2 separate regions of the Homo sapiens genome follow, and region 2 is linked to region 1. Evidence: chromatin loops called from intact Hi-C (ENCODE). Cell type or tissue: breast epithelium. All regions are shown on one strand.

Region 1 (8,000 bases):
TGAGGCAGGAGAATTGCTTGAAACCGGGAGGCAGAGCCTGCAGTGAGCCAAGATTGTATCACTGCACACCAGCCTGGATAACAGAGCAAGACTCCACCTCTCAAACAAGTAAAATAAATAAATCAACATGTAGTAGTCAGTGAGCACCAACCATGCAATTGTGCTAGGTACAGAAGATGGAAAAAATATTCTTGAGGTGGGAGAAACATGTTAACAGATAAATTACAGCAGACAGACTTGATAGATGGGGGTAAAAGTTATTAGGAACAGAAGGCCTAATTTTCCCTAGAAAAGGTAGTATTTGAGATGGGTCTCAACAGAAGAGTAAAGAGTAAATATTCTTTGCTGGGGGAAGGGGATGGAGACAAAACAAAAAGAACAACCCGTGCAACAACAGAGGCAGTAAAGAATTATTCAGTGTGGCAGTGATGTGGAAGACAGAGACAAGAGCCAAGACTAGCAATTTGGTTTGGAAGCAGATGAGGGTCTTTGTAAAACAAGTGAAGGAGTTTGGATTTTTCTTTTTGTAGACAACAGGGAGGGAAGAGATGTTATTAGGCAGGCAAACAATGAGAGCAGCTTTCATTTTTGAGGATGATGACTCTGGCAGCAGGGTGGAAGATAAACAGCAGTAGAGAGAAACTGGAGGCAGAAAATTAACTCAAGAGGTACTTATGACTCAATGAGGACCTTAGGTCAGAAGTGATTAAACAGCCAAAGTCAGTGACCGGAGCATGGTTTTGGGGAGAGCCTGGTGACTGATTGGACATGGGGGTGAGAGAGACATGCATCAGGACAGCCATCAGTAATGTTCCTGGCCTAGTAGGTTGTGTACATGGCAATCACCTTCCAGAAGGAATGGAGATTACTTTCATTTTTACAAGTACTTGCAGGGTGAGCGACTTGTAGTGTGATCAAGATGACAAAAGATCACTGCTTCAGAAAAATTGTAAGTGAAAATATAGAGTTAGAGTTGTCAGTTTATAGGTTAGAGGAGAGGGCACAAAAGCACCAGAATGCACAGGGCACTCTGCAGGAACAGAACTCACGCCCAGGTATGGGACCACAAAGGTTGCTGCAGAGAACAGGCATTGGGCACCTGGCAACTGACACCAATGGGATGCTTACAGTCTGTCCACTGATTTAAGAATTGTAAAACAACTATTCACAAGTGTTGCACATGTCTCTAAGGTAAGTGGGAGCCCAGACCACTTTGGGGGCAACTGTCTGCTTACTGCACGCAGCCCTTTCTTTTCTGGAATTTAGTCTCCTCATCATCCTGCCTTCTCCCTTGCCTATCTCCTGCTTGTGTAATAAAGTGGAAAGTGGAAGGGCAGAACAAGGCTCAGATCAGTGGCACTTGTTTGCTAAAAGTATACTAGACAGTTCTGGTGTGAGGCCTGGGGTCCCAGATCATATAAATTATCACTGTCTCCTTTATTGCATCCCTGTATTATCCCCATCCCTCTCAGCCAGGGTAGCTGGCTGACATCCACTCTCTCAAGAGGACATGCATGGACAGAAGACCTGGCTCAAGAAACAGCGCTCTATGAAAAGGGCGGATAGTTATGTAACAATTTTGCAAAAACTTGAGAAATTAAAATAAGGGAGACTATGAATGCAAAAACATTAGAGAGCTTGCGCCCAGAAGTTTCAGACCAGACTAGGCAACGTGTTGAGACCCCGTCACTAAAAAAGAATTTAGTCAGGTGTGATGGGCCACGCCTGTAGTCCCAGCTACTCGGGAGGGTGAGGTGAGAGGATCTCTTGAGGCTACAGTGAGTCATAATCTTGTGCCACTGCACTGCAGCCTAGGTGACAGAGCAAGATTATTTCTCATAGAATATATCTATAAATATATATGTGTATATATATATGTATACATACGTATATACATACATATGTATATACGTATATATATATATATACTTGGCCGCCTGAGTTAGGCCGGATTAGTACTATCCTCCAAAAGCTAATATAAATGCACATCAGTTCTTTCTAGCGCAGCGCTGAAGAGGGTGCCACTACTTGTGCTGGGTGCTGTTTGGCATGGCCAGTGGCACAGTAAGAGAAGGAGTAGGAGTGGAGGAGTGAAGAAAGAGGAGGAGGAGAAGAGAAGAAAAGGAGGAGGAAAGAGAAGAACTAGAAGAGAAAATGAGAAGAAGATAGTAAGAAGAGAGGAAGTGGAGAAAAAAAGGAGAGGGGGACAACAGGACCAGGAGAGGAGAGGAGAAAAGGGAAGCTAGGAGGAAGTAGGGAGAAAAAAGGAGGAGAAGAAGAAAAGAATGAGGAAAAGAGAAGAGGACGAGAGGAGGAGGAGAGGATGAGAAAAAGAGGAAAGGAGGAAAGGAAGAGAAGGAGGAGGAGGAGAAGGAGGAGTAGAGGAGATGGACAAGGAGGAGGAGGGGACAAGGAAGAGGAGAAGACGAAGAGAAAGGAGAGGAGGAGAATCGGGAGCAGAAGAAGGAGGAGGAGATGAAGAGGTGAAGGAGAGGAGGAGGAAAGGAGAAGAGAAGGAGGAGGAGAAAAGAAAGGAGTGGAGAAAGAGGAGAGGAGGAGAAAAAATAGGAAACGAAGAGGAGAAGAATAGGAGGAGGAAAAGGATGGGAGAAAAGAAAAAGGAAAAGTAGGAGGAGTAGAAAAAGAGGAGAAGGAGGAAGAAGAAAGAGAAGGAGGAGACGAAAAGAATGAGAAAAAGAGGAGAGGAGAATGAGGAGAAGGCGTAGAAGAAAAGAAGGAGGAGAGGATAAAGAAGGAGAAGTAGAGGAGGAGGAGAGAAGAGGAAAGGAGGAGGAGAGGAGAAGAGAAGGAGGAGGAGAAAGGAGAAGAGAAAAGGAGGAGGAAAAGAAGGAAAAGGAGGATGGGAGGAAGAGAAGAGGAAAAGGAAAAAGGAAGAGGAGAGAAAAAGGAAAAGGAGGAGAAGAGTAGAGGAGAAGAAAGGAAAAGGAGGATGATAGGAAGAAGACGGAGGAGAAGAGGACAGAGAAGTAGAGGAGAAAAAAGGAAAAGAATGGGGAGAAGGAGGAAAGTAGGAACAAAGAAAAGGAGGGGGAAGAGAGTAGGAGGAAGAGGAAGGGAAGAGGAGGAAAGGAGGGGGAGAGGAGGAGGAGGACGAGGAGAAGATGGAGAAAAGGAAGATGAGGAAGAGAAGGAGGGGAGGAGGAGAGAAGAAAGAAGAAAAGGAACAGGAGGAGAGGAGAAAGGAGAGGAGAAGAAGGAGAGAAAGGAAAAGTAAGAGGAAGAGGAGAATGTGGATAGGAGAAGGAGGAAGAGAAAAAGGTGGAGAGGAGGAGAGGCGAAGGAAAAGGAGGAAGAACTGAAAAGGAGGAGAGGAAAAGGAGACAAGGGGAGGGGAGGAGGAAGAAAAGAAAAAAACGGGAGGATGAGGAAAGGAGGAGGAAACAAAAAGGAGAAAGGACGAGGAGAAAAAGAGGAAAAGGAGGAGGAGAGATGGAAGAGGAGAGGTGGTGGAGGGGAGTAAAAAGGAGAGGAGGAGGAAGGGAAGAAAGATGAGAGGAAGAAAAGGAGAGGAGGAGGAAGAAAGGGGAGAAGTGGAGGAGGAGGTGGGGGAGAAGTGGAGGAGGAGGTGGGGGAGAAGTGGAGGAGGAGGTGGGGGAGAAGTGGAGGAGGAGGTGGGGGAGAAATGGAGGAGGAGGTGAGGAAGAAGAGGGGAGAAAGAAAAAGGAGCAGGAGAACATGAATGGGGAGGAAGAAGAGATGAGGAGAGGAGGAGAAAAGTGAGGAGGAGAAGACGAAAAGGAATGGAGGAGATGGAAAGGAGGAAAAAGGAGGAGGAGGAGAAAAAAGTTATCACTTTGTGACAGTAATTATGACTCTTTTCATGGCTTTTGGATTAAAGTTCAAACTCAACAGGAGAGACACACAGATAAAAAATCCAGATTATTTCAGAGCTCAATTTCAGAGCTAAAGGAAAAGATATGTGGTAATACACCTGTGGACGTTGCCAATGCAAAACAGTTGCATTGTTTTGGTTTTGGATCCAGACATATGTCACCATAGGCAATGTATGCAGTGCCTAGGAGAAAGTAGAGAGCCACAACAGTTAGGTGCTGGGCCTAGTGATACATCACAATCCCTTTTTGGTCAGAGACCAAACAGTAGAGGAGAGCCATATCACCTAGGTTCTAGGTCCAGCAATACATCACAATACTTTCTGAGAGGAAGACCAAAGCAGGAGCGCCACATCACCTAGGTTTGAGAGCCCCAGAGATATGGCACAATGCCTTCTGTGGGTAGGGCTCAGGAAGAAGAGGAAAGTTACGTAACCTAGGGGCTACAGCCAGCTATATGTCACAATCACCCCCAAGGGGCAGGGACGATGCATGAGAGGAGAGTCACATCAAGTAGGTGGTGAGCAAAGCAATATGTAACAATCAGAGGAGAGTGTCATCTCCTACATGCTGGGCCATATGTTACAACATCCCCTATGGGCAAAGCCCAGGTAAGAGAAGAGATACACATCAAATAGTTGATGGGCTAAGAGATACTTCTCAATGCCCCCTGTAGAAAGAGATGAGGAGAAATAAATCAGATTGCCTGTGTTCTGGGCCCAGGGATAAGCCACTATTTCATCTATGGACGTGGCCCAGGCGGGTGAGGAGAGTTACATCACTTAGATGCTGGGAACAGAGATATGTAACAATCTCTTCTATAAGCAAGACCCTGGTAAGAAAAGAAAGATACATCAAATATTTATGGACCCACAGATGCCCCCTTTTTGACAGAGTCAAGGCAAGAAAGTCACATCACCTTGGTCCTGGGCCCAGCAATAGGTCACAATACCTTCTGAAGACAGGGCCAAGGCAAATGAGTAACATCTTGGAGCTGGGCCCAGGATATATGTAACAATCTCCCCTGTGGGCAGAACCTAGGAAGAAGAGAAGTGTCACATGAGCTAGGTGCTGAGCCCAGGGATATGTCACCATCCCTCCAAGCAAGAGATGAGAGTACATTACCTGGGTGAGGAGTGCAGGGAGATATCACAATCCCCTTTTTAGGCTGGGCCCAGGCAGAAGAGTCACATCGCCTAAGTGTTAGAATGAGTGATGTGTCACAATGTCCCTTCTGTGCAGCACCAAGGTAGGAGAGAAAACTTACGTCACCTGAGTGCAAGTCCCAGCGATATGCCACAATGCCTCCTGTAAGAGGCACCAAGGCTTGAGAATAGAGTCATCTCGCCTAGGTTCTGGGTCCAGCAGTATATCACCATTCTACTTGTGAACGAAGCCCAGGCAGGAGAGTCAAATCAGGTGTTTGGCTGAGGCGTATGTCACAATCACACCTTCAAAAAATCCACAGATGAGATTATCAATCCCTCACATGTTCTGGTTCTAGGTATGAGAGTCAACATGTCTTGTATGTTGTGTGAAGTACATGAGTCACAATCTCAACTGTGAACTGGATCTGTGCAGCAGCTTCTCAATGTTTTCTGGGCATTGTGTCCCCTTAGATAAGTCGCAGCCTGACACGTGTGCTAAATTATGGTTTGAAGGTCAACAAATCCATGCATAACAAAAATCCATGTATGAGAGTCAACATTGCAACTTTTGACTGCCTCTAGATATAAGATTCAAATCCTCAACAGTGGGCCATGCTCATGTGAGAGGACAACAATCTTTACTCTTGACTGTGTCTGCTTACTAGTATTACAATCTCACCTTTGAGCTGGGCTCTGTTAGTACACTCTCTGTACCACCCAAAGAATTTATGAGATACATGGTTTGGCTCTATGTCCTCACCCAAATCTCATCTACAATTGTAATCTCCATGTGTCAAAGCAGGCAGGTCATTGGATCATGGGACAGTTTCCCCCATACTGTTTTTGTGATAGTGAGTGAGTTCTCAGAGATCTGATGGTTTTATAAGTGTTGGAAGTTCCTTCTTTATTCACTTTCTCCCTCCTGCCACCTTGTGAAGAAGGTTCCTGATTCTCCTTCTGCCATGATTATAAATTTCCTGAGGTCTCCCCAGCTATGTGGAACTGTGAGTCAATTAAATCCCTTTTCTACCTAAATTACCTGGTCTTGGGCAGTTCTTTATAGCAGTGTGAAAATGAACTAATACAATATGATATGCATGAGAATTGCAATCTGCATTAAGACCTTCATGCTGATATGAGCCCATGATTGTACGTGTCAGTCTAAGCTCAGGTATGAGAGTCAACACCTCCCCAATTGGCTGTGTCTAAATAGAAGAGTACTCATGTGCCTATGAGCTGGGTTTAGAAATGGGTCACTATCCCATAAGTGTCCAGATGTTCACATATGACTGACACAATTCCATCTGTAGACTGTGTCTACGTGTGAGATTCAGGATCTCACCAGTGGGTTGTGTCCATGTGTGAGGATGACTATTTTAAGGATTGGCAGGGTGTGCATACCAGAAATACAGTATTTCTTGTGTCCTTGGACCTGTGATGACACTCTCTGTACCACTTGTGGGCTTTATACAACATGCAAGAGAGTGGTAAACCTCTGTGACCTTTGTACAAAGAGGACACCCAGGATCTTACCTTTTTCCCTGAGCCTTGCTATAAGAGACAGTATCTCTCTCATTGGCTAGTTCAAGGTATGAGAGTCATCATCACCTGTGAGCTGGGCCAAGATATATGTCACAATCACTCATGGATTGGGAGTAAGCAGGAGAGTAACATTACCTTGGTTTGGGGCCAGATATATGTCACAATCTTCTGTGAGGGCTCAGCAATATGTCACAATGATCTACGTATTCAAGACTCAGTCAAAAGAGCCTCACCACCTTGTCGCGGGGTCCAGTGATGTGTCATAATCTTTTCTGTTAGGAGGGTGCAGGCAGAAAAGAAGAGTCACATGTCCTAGGTAGTGTATGCAGATATATGTCACAAGGCCCACTGGGCAGGGCCCAGGCAGGAGCCTCTTATTTTCTAGGTGTTGGACCCAGTGTTATTTCACAATACACCAAATATTTGGGGCCTGGGAGAAAGGACAGTCACATCACATAGGTGCTGGGCCAAAAGATATGTTATAATAACCCTCTTTAGCAGAGCCCAGGCAGAAAAATAAATGTGTCACATCACCCAGGTGATAAACAAAAAGGTATGGCATAATACCCCTATGGGCAGGGCTCATGCAGAAGAGTTGCACCACATAGTTGTTAAGATAGGCCATATGTCACAATACACAATTTATGCTGAGCTCAGGCAGGAGAAAAGAGTAACATTACCTATGTGCTGGGCTCAGCGATACGTCACAATACCTCCTTGGTCAGAGCCCAAGAAGTAGAAGAGAGTTACCTCACCTAGGTGCTGAGTCCATCAATATGTCACAGTACTCACTGAGTGAAGGGCCCAAGAATGAGGATTGCATCATTTAGGTGAGGGGCCCAGAGCTATGTACCCATGCTCCCTGTAGGTAGGGCTTAGGAAGAAAGAAGAGAGTCACATAACCTGTCACATAACCTAGACAGATGAGCCCAGCCCTATGTCAAAATTACAACAGTGATCAGAGTCCAGACATGAGAGGAGAATCACATCACATAAATGTTGGGTGAAGGAATATGTCACCATCCCTACTGGGGACAGAAGCAGAAAAATAAGGAGAATTACACCATCTAGGTAATGGGCCCAGAGATACATTGCAGTGACCCCTGTGGGCAATGACCAGGCAGTAGAATCACATCACCTGTGTGTTGGGCTTAGGGATAATTCACTCTACCTTCTGTGGGCATAGCGCAGGCAAACAAGGAGAGTCACAACACCTAGGTACTGGAATCAGAGACGTGATAATCTCTTCTAATGGCAAAGACCAAGTAAGCAAGAAGAGTCACATCAAATAGTTCATGAACTTAGAGATATGTCACAATGCCCCCTGTGGGCAGGGTCCAGGCAAGAGACTCACATCATCTTGGTGCTGAGCCCAGCAATATGTCAGAAAGCTTTCTGAGGTCAGAACCAAGGCAAAAGTGTAACATCACCTTACCGTTGGGTCCAGAGACACATCACA
Region 2 (8,000 bases), 150 kb before region 1:
TATTGGTATGATTTAAGCGCATTACACTTACTGTGCACTTTGTTTCTATTATTACATTATAATATATAATGAAATAATTATACAGCTCACCATAACGTAGAATCAGTGAGAGCCATGGGATTGTTTTCCTGCAACTAAAGGTTCCCATCTAGGGGTGATGACAGACAGTGAGAGATCCTTAGGCGTTAGATTCTCGTAAATAGTGTACAACCTACATCCCTCACGTGCGCAGTTCACAATAGGGTCTGCACTCCTACGATAATCTAATGCTGCTGCTGATTTGTAATGCGAGTGATGGGGAGTGGCTGTGAATCCTGATGAAGCCTCGCTCATCCACTGCTCACCTCCTGCTGTGCGGTTTGGTTTATAACAGACCACAGACTGGTATCAGTCTGTGCCCTGGGTGTTGAGGACTCCTGATGTAGGGCAACAATGTTTATTCATTTATTTATTGAGTGTAGTGCTGTAATCTCAGCTCACTGCAATCTCTGCCTCCCGGGTTCAAGTGATTCTCCTGCCTCAGCCTCCCGAGTAGCTGGGATTACAGGCATGAGCCAAGAAGCACGGCTAATTTTGTATTTTTAGTAGAAATGGGGTTTCACCATGTTGGTCAGGCTGGTCTTGATCTCCTGACCTCAAGTGATCCACTCGCCTAGGCCTCCCAAAGTGCTGAGATTACAGGTGCAAGCCACCATGACCGGCTGGCAACTACATTTATTACCATCCATTTATTACTAGGTCACCCATGTTGTACAGTGCCTGGCACAGACCAGGTGGCCAATAAACAGCTATTGATCTAATGCAGGAATAATAAGGTAAGGTTTATTTTTTCTCCTTCAACATGCTGTACCTTTGCCAGATGCAAATAAGACCTCAAAAGTCTGCCTGAATAAACTTAAAATAAAAGACCCTTTCATCAAACGGTCACTTAGATGGTGTAACAAGTTAGGTATGAATGTATCACCTGTACCAGCTCAGTGAAATGCGTGTTAACCATCACATAACAAACTCGTGTCTGGCACGCTAAGGGCTTTGAGTCTGAATTTCTGATGAGAAATAAAGTGGTATATAGAAAACCCCAGAGAATGATATTCCATATATCCATAAGCATCAGTAGCACTTCTTAAAAGTCTCGCACATCCAGCAAACCCTTTAAAAATGAGATATCCTAATATGCAACCAGTTTAGCAGTATTTTTAAGAATGATAAGGGCTGGGCACGGTGGCCCATGCCTGCAATACCAGCACTTTGGGTGGCCGAGGTGGGCGGATCACCTGAGGTCGGGAGTTCAAGACCAGCCTGACCAACATGGAGAAACCCTGTCTCTACTAAAAATACAAAAATCAGCAGGGCTTGGTGGTGCATGCCTGTAATCCCAGCTACTGGGAAATCTGAGACAGGAGAATCACTCGAACCTGGGAGGCGGAGGTTGCAGTCAGCCAAGATCGTGCCATTGCACTCCAGCCTGGGCAACAAGAGCAAAACTCCGTCGCAAAAATAAATAAAATAAAATAAAATAAAATAAAATAAAATATAAAATAAAATAAAATAAAATAAAATAAAATAAAATAAGATAGGGCAACTTCATTTACCTAAAATGGAGCACAAGATCCTTTAGAAGGAACTCATACTCATTCCTGCAAAAATTCTGCCAACTCTTGAAGGTAGCACAGAATTAAGCATTTGTGTGTGTGTGTGTTTCCAAAGAGGTTTTAGCCAAGATTGTGGTCTCTAACAGACTCCCTGATTAAAATAGGGTTTAGAAACTATACTGCCTACTTGAAAAAGCATCAAATCTAGAGAATGCTTTTCACAGGTATGAAAAAAATGAAAACAAAATCACATTCTTCTATTTGCAATTCCCTTTCCCTCACTTTCCACTTCTATTAAATATACTTCAGTAACATTGTGCATAGGTGCAGAGACCACACATATCTAAAAAAGGAAAAAACCCTCAAATATATGGGGATGGACTGGCGACTCTGCCTTTGCAGAAATCATTTTGTTTCCTCCAGACAGAAGTGTCTCATTATTTTCAGCATTCCTATCTAAAAGGCAAACTTTGTTTCCATTGACTTTGAAAGGGCTAAGCTTAAATCTGAACTCTTAAACAAGGACAAGAGTTCAATTTTCTATTAATGAAAATCCCAGACAGGTTTTTCAGCCTACCAAATCGTTATACTTTTCTTATTCACTCTTCTATCTCTCTCCACAACCACCAACATTACCACCCACAAAAGAAGAAGAAAATCCCTCCAATGTTCCCTGAATGTGTGCTGCTGCTAGCTCGGAAGCTGTGTAGAGTTTTGTAATGGAGTGTGAACTGCTGCCCCGGATCTGGGCTGTATCTGTGTTCTATCTCCTATCCAGTCAGGAGAGAAAAAGGACAAATCCGCTGAGCAGGGAAAAATTCTTTCCGCCTCATTTATAACCTCTCATGGATGCAGCGCTGAAGAGGGTCGCTAGGCACACGGGGACCCTGTCAAGCTGCCCACTGGCCAGCGCGTTCTGCGCCGGGCGGGGTCTCCACGCCCTGCAGGTCTCCGCCTTGCCTGGAAAGGAAGCTGCCCCGCCAGGCAGTGAGATCGGTTGCCGTTCCCCACCCACACCCTTGGCCAGGGAATGGGTCACATCCTCGATGCGCCCTCGGCCCAGAAAACGCGCCGCTTTCCGGGCGGGGGGCGTCGGCGACGGGAAGGACCTCCCCTGCTCCTTAGCAAACACTAGGGTCGCAGTTTCCTAAGAGACGCGAGTGGGAAGGGGAGGAGGGAGCCCAAGAAGAGGCTGGTGCTGGGGGCAGAGAAAGCAACACTAGGATGCGGGCCGGTGTGGGAGGAGGAAGGGAAGCCCCGGAACTAGCTGCAAATTGTTCGAGCGGGAGAAGCTCCCCGCCTTCTTCCTGGACTAACGACGGCACCCGGCACCGAGCCCCCGACTGCAAGGAAGGTGCACTCCACATCGACGGATCCCTGTAAAACAAGGAAGGTGCAATCCACACCGACGGATCTCTGTAAAACACGCACTTAGCCAACGGAAGGGCAAGGACCGATAGGCGCCCCCATGGCCAGGCCCTGGCCCCCTTCTTTCCTGGGCGCCCAAGGTGGTAGGTAGTCAGCCACACCAAAACCGCCAGCCAGGAAAGGGCCAGGGCGCAGGGCTGCCTGCTGCCCCCTCGAAGCCAGTGTCCTCTGCCCAGGAAGATCAAATCCACAGAGCAGGGTGCGTCAGGGGCTTCCACCAAACACCCTGGTGAGAGCACCCCAGGAGGCCACCTCCTGGCCAGCACCCAGATGCTTTGCGACTGCAGGGGAAAGCAGGGGCCCTAGTTTCCAGGCTTCCCTGCCAGGGAGGGGCTGGAAAGACCTTAGAAGGAAAGTTTCTCTTTCCACAGGGGAAGGATGCTGGGAAAGAGAGGGCAGAAGGTGGGGAGCAGCGTCAGGAAGATGTTTCTGGCCTGCGAGGCTTGCACCATCTGAATCAGGGCGGTTCTGTAAGAAATAAATTCACCCCAGTATTCCGGGAGGCCAAGACAGAGGGAGCGCTTGCGCCCAGAAGTTTCAGACCAGTCTAGGCAACATGTTGAGACCCGGTCACTGAAAAAAAAATTAGTCAGGTGTGATGGGCCACACCTGTAGTCCCAGCTACTCGGGAGGCTGAGGTGAGAGGATCTCTTGAGGACACAGTGAATCATAATCTTGTGCCACTGCACTCCAGCCTAGGTGACAGAGCAAGATTCTTTCTCATAGAATAGATGATAGATAGATAGATAGATAGATAGATAGATAGATAGATAGATTACATATATATACTTGGCCGCCTGAGTTAGGCTGGATTAATACTATCCTCCAAAAGCTAATATAAATGTACATCAGGTCTTTCTAGTGCAGCGCTGAAGAGGCTGCCACTACGTGTGCTGGATGCTGCTTGGCATGGCTAATGGCTCAGTAAGAGGAGGAGTAGGAGTGGAGGAGTGAAGAAAGAGGAGGAGGAGAAGAGAAGAAAAGGAGGAGGAAAGAGAAGAACTAGAAGAGAAAAGGAGAAGAAGATAGGAAGAAGAGAGGAAGTGGAGAAAAAAAAAGAGAGGAGGACAACAGGACCAGGAGAGGAGAGGAAAAAAGGGAAGCTAGGAGGAAGTAGATTAAAAAGAGAGAGAAGGAGAAGGAGGAGAAGAATAAGAGAATGAGGAAAAAGAAGGAGGAGAAGGAGAGGAGGAGAAAAAAGGAGGAAAGGAGGAAAAGAAGGAGAGAAGGAGGAGGACAGGAGGAGAAGAAGAGGAGGAGGAGAAGAGGAGTAGAGGAGATGGAGAAGGAGGGGGGGACAAGAAGAAGGAGGAGAAGACGAAGAGAAAAAGGAGGAGAGAAGGAGAATGGGGAGCAGAAGGAGGAGGAGATGAAGAGGTGAAGGAGAGGAGGAGGAAAGGAGAAATAGAGAAGAAGGAGGAGAAAAGAAAGAGGAGGGGAGAAAAAGAAAGGAGAGGAGGAGAAAAATAGGAGGAGTAGGAGATGAAGAGGAGAAGAAGAGAAGAAAAAAGGAGGAAGAAAGGGATGGAAGAAAAGAAAAAGGAAATTTAGGAGGAGAGGAGAAGGAATAGAAAAGGAGGAGGAAGAGGAGGAGGAGAAGGAGGAAGAGAAGATGAAAGAGAAGGAGGAGATGAAAAGAATGAGGAGAAAAAAGGAGAGGAGGAGGAGAAGAGAAGGAGGAGTAGAAAAAAAGGAGAATGAGGAGGATTAGAGGAGAAAGAAAAGGAGAATTAGAAGAGGAGGAGAAGAGGAGAAAAAGAGAAGGAGGAAAAGAGGAGGAGGAAATGAGGATGAGAGGAGAAGAGAAGGAGGAGAAAGAGAAGGGGAGAAAAAGAGAAGGAGAAGGAGGATAAGAGAAGAAGGAAAAAGAGGATGGGAGGAAGAGGAGAGAAAAAAGGAAAAGGAGGATGAGGAGAGGAAGAGGAGAGAAAAAGGAAAAGGAGGAGATGAAGAGAAAAAGGAGTAGAGGAGGAGGAGAAGGAGGAGAGGAAAAGGAGTATGAGGAGAGGAGGAAGAGAGAAGGAGGACGAGGAGAAGAGAGAGAGAAGTAGAGGAGCTAAAAAGGAGGAAAAGATTGAGGAGAAGGAGGAAAGTAGGAGAAAAAGAAAAGAAGAGGAGAAAGGGGGGAAGAGAGTAGGAGGAAGAGGAGGAGGGGAAGGAGGAAAGGAGGAGGAGAGGAGGATGAGGAGAAGAAGGAGAAGAGGAAAATGAGGAGGAAGAGGAGAAGGAGGGAAGAAGGAGGAGAGAAGCCAAAAGAGAGAAGAAAAAAGGAGGAGGAGAAAGAGGAGAGGGAAAAAGGGAGGAGGAGAGGAAGAGGAGGAACAGGAGGAGAGGAGAAATATAGGAGGAGAAGGAGGAGGACAGCAGAAGAAGAAAGAGGAAAGAAAGGAAAAGTAAGAGAGGAAGAGAAGATGGAGAGGAGAAGAAGGGAGAGAAAAAGGTGGAGAAGAGGAGGGGAGGAGAAGAGGAGGAGGAGGAGAGGAGACGGAAAAGGAGGAGAAAAGGAGGAAGAAAGGAGAAGGAGGAGAGGAAAAGGAGAGGAGGGAGAAGGGAGGAGGAAGAGGAGAAGGAGAGGAGGAGAAAGAAAAGAGAAAAAGGAGGGGAGGACGAGGAAAGGAGGAGGAGACAGAAAAAGGAGAGAGGAAGAAGAGGAGAAAAAGAAGAGGAAAAGGAAGAGAGGAGATGGAAAATAGAGGAGGAGGAGAAAAGGTGGTGGAGTGGAGTAAAAAGGAGAAGGAGAGGAGGAGGAGGAAGGGAAAAGAAAAAGGGGGGAAGAACGAGAAGGAGCAAGAGGAGAGGAGGAGGAGAAGAAGAAGAAAAGGAGGTGGAGGGGAAAATGAAGAGGAGCAGGAGAGGAGAAAAACGAAGTGGAAGAGGAGAGGAGAAGGAGGAAGAGGAAAAGAGGAGAAGAAGGAGAAGAGAAGGACAAGAGGAGAAGTGGAGGAGGAGGATGGGAGAGGAGAAATGGAAAAGGAGGAGGAGAGAAAAAGGAGGGAAAAAGAAGGAAAAGGAGGGGAGGAGGAGAGGAGAAGGTGCAGGAGGAAAAAGAGAAGGAGTAAAAGAAGAAGTGGAGGAGAAGAGGAGAAGAAGGAGTAGAAGGAGGAGAGCAGAAAAAGTAGGTGAGGAGGAGAAAAAGGAGAGGAGGGGGAATGCAGAAGAAGTACAAAAAAGAGAAGGAAGAAAAAGAAGAGAGGAGAAGGAGGAGTTAAGAAGGAGGAGGAGAGGAGAAGTACGAAAAAAGAGAGAAGGAAGAAAAAGAGGAAGAGAGGAGAAGGAGGAGTGAAGAAGGAGGAGGAGAGGAGAAGAGAAGGAGGAGAGGCAGAGGAGGAGGAGAGTAGAAGAAGGAGTAGAAGGAAGAGGAAAAGAAGAGGAGAAGGAGGAGGAGTGGGGAAGGAAGAGGAAATGGAGGAAAAGGAGGGGGAGAGGAGATGGAGGAGGAGAAGAGAGAGAAGAAGAGAGGAGTAGAAAGAAAGAGGAATGAAAAAGGAGAAGAGAAGGAGAGAAAGAGGAGAGGAGGAGGAGGAAGAGGAGAGAAAAAGGAGAAGGAGAGAACAAGAAGGAGGAGGAGGAAAGGAGGAAGAGAGGAACACGAGTAGGAGTGAAGGAGGAGGAGAAGGAGGATAGGAGGAGGAGAAGAGGAAGAGAGGGGAAGGAGGGGAAGAAAGAGAAGGAGGAGGAAAGGAGAAGGAAGAGGAGATGAGAAAAAGGAGGAAGAGAGAAGGAGGAGGAAGAGAGGAGAAAGCAGAGGAGGAAGAGAGAAGGCAGAGGATGAGAGGAGAGGGATAGGAGAAAAAAGAAGGAGAAAGATGAGAGAAGGCAGAGGATGAGAGGAGAGGGATAGGAGAAAAAAGAAGGAGAAAGATGAGAGAAGAAGAGGAGGAGAGGAGAAGGAGGAAAGGGAGAAAGAAAAGGAACGGAGGAGAGGAAAAGAAGAAGAGGAAGGAGTAAAAGATGAGTAGGAGAAGGAGAAGAGGCGAAGGAGGAGAGGAGAAGGAAAGGAGGAAAAAAGGAGAAAGAGGAGAGAAGAAGAGGAGGAGAGGAGAAGGAGCAGGAGAAAGAAAAGGAAAGGAGAGGAGGAGAGGAGAAGAAGTAGAAGAGAAAGAGGAGTAAAAGATGAGAAGGAGGAAGACAAGAGGTGAAGGAGGGGGAGCGTAGAATAAAGAGGAGAGGAGAAGGAGGAGGAGAGGAGGAGGAGATTAAAAGAACAGAAGGAAAGGAGAAAGAGGAGGAGAGGGGAAGGAGAAGAGAAGGAGGAGCAGTGGAAGAGGAGGAGGAGGAGAAGGAGAGGAGGAAAAGGAGAGGAGGAGGAGGAAGAGAGGAGAAGGAGAGTAGAAGGAGTAGAAGGAGGAGGAAAAGAGAAAAAGAAGAAGGAGGAGGAAAAGAGGGAAAGAAGAAAGAGGAGAAGAAGGAAGAGGAGGAGAGGAAAAGGAGAAGAGAATAAAAGGAGGAGGAAGAGGAGAGAAGAAAAGAAGAGAAGGAGGAGGAGAAGAGAAGGAAGAGGAGAAGAGAAGGAGGAGGAGAAAAGAATGAGGAGAGGAGAAGTAAAAAGAGGGGAAAGAGGAGAGAAGAAGGAAGAGGACAGGAGAAGGAGGAGGAGAAAAATAAGGAGAGGAGAGGAGGAGGAGATGAGGAGAGGATGGGGAGTAAAAGATGAGTACTAGGAGGAGGAGTGGAGAAGGAGGAGGAGAGTTTTGGGGAAGGAGGAGGAGAGGAGGAATAGGACAGGAGAAGGAGAAGTAGGAGGAGGAGAGGAGAAGGAGAAGGAGAAAAGGAGAAGAGGAGTAGCAGGAGGAGAGGAGAAGGAGGAGGAGAAAAGTAGAAAGAGGAGCAGGAGGAGAGAAGAAAAAGAAGGAGAGGAGGAGGAAATGGAGAGGAAGAGCAGTGGAGGAGAGGAGAAATAGGAGAAAAGTAGTGGAGGAGGAGGAGAATGAGAGGATGAGGAGGAGAAAAATAAGAGGAAAGGAGAAGAAGAGGAGAAGG

The links. Peaks named below come from ENCODE experiments on the same cell type or tissue, not always from the same donor. Only the 100,000 strongest peaks of a DNase experiment are listed, where the experiment ranks them.
Region 2: it touches region 1 in a loop (17-fold over the local background); 53 of 110 quality-filtered maps call a loop at or near these places.

The regions. Positions count from the first base shown.
Region 1 is chr19:23,318,446-23,326,445 of GRCh38, reverse strand. It overlaps LOC107985285 (a long non-coding RNA gene), which reads right to left. Exons shown (of 3, transcript XR_002958408.2): 3 at 7,932-8,000. It also overlaps a transcript of ZNF91 not described here. Among named protein-coding and RNA genes, the nearest start is that of ZNF724, 72 kb to the right of the region's middle. RefSeq lists an enhancer at 2,730-3,523. In breast epithelium, no CTCF peak of the experiment used is centred here; a DNase peak (open chromatin) is centred at 4,853.
Region 2 is chr19:23,465,945-23,473,944 of GRCh38, reverse strand. No RefSeq gene overlaps it. Among named protein-coding and RNA genes, the nearest start is that of LINC01224, 54 kb to the right of the region's middle. In breast epithelium, no CTCF peak of the experiment used is centred here; no DNase peak of the experiment used is centred here; H3K4me3 peaks cover 1,019 bases; H3K27me3 peaks cover 402 bases.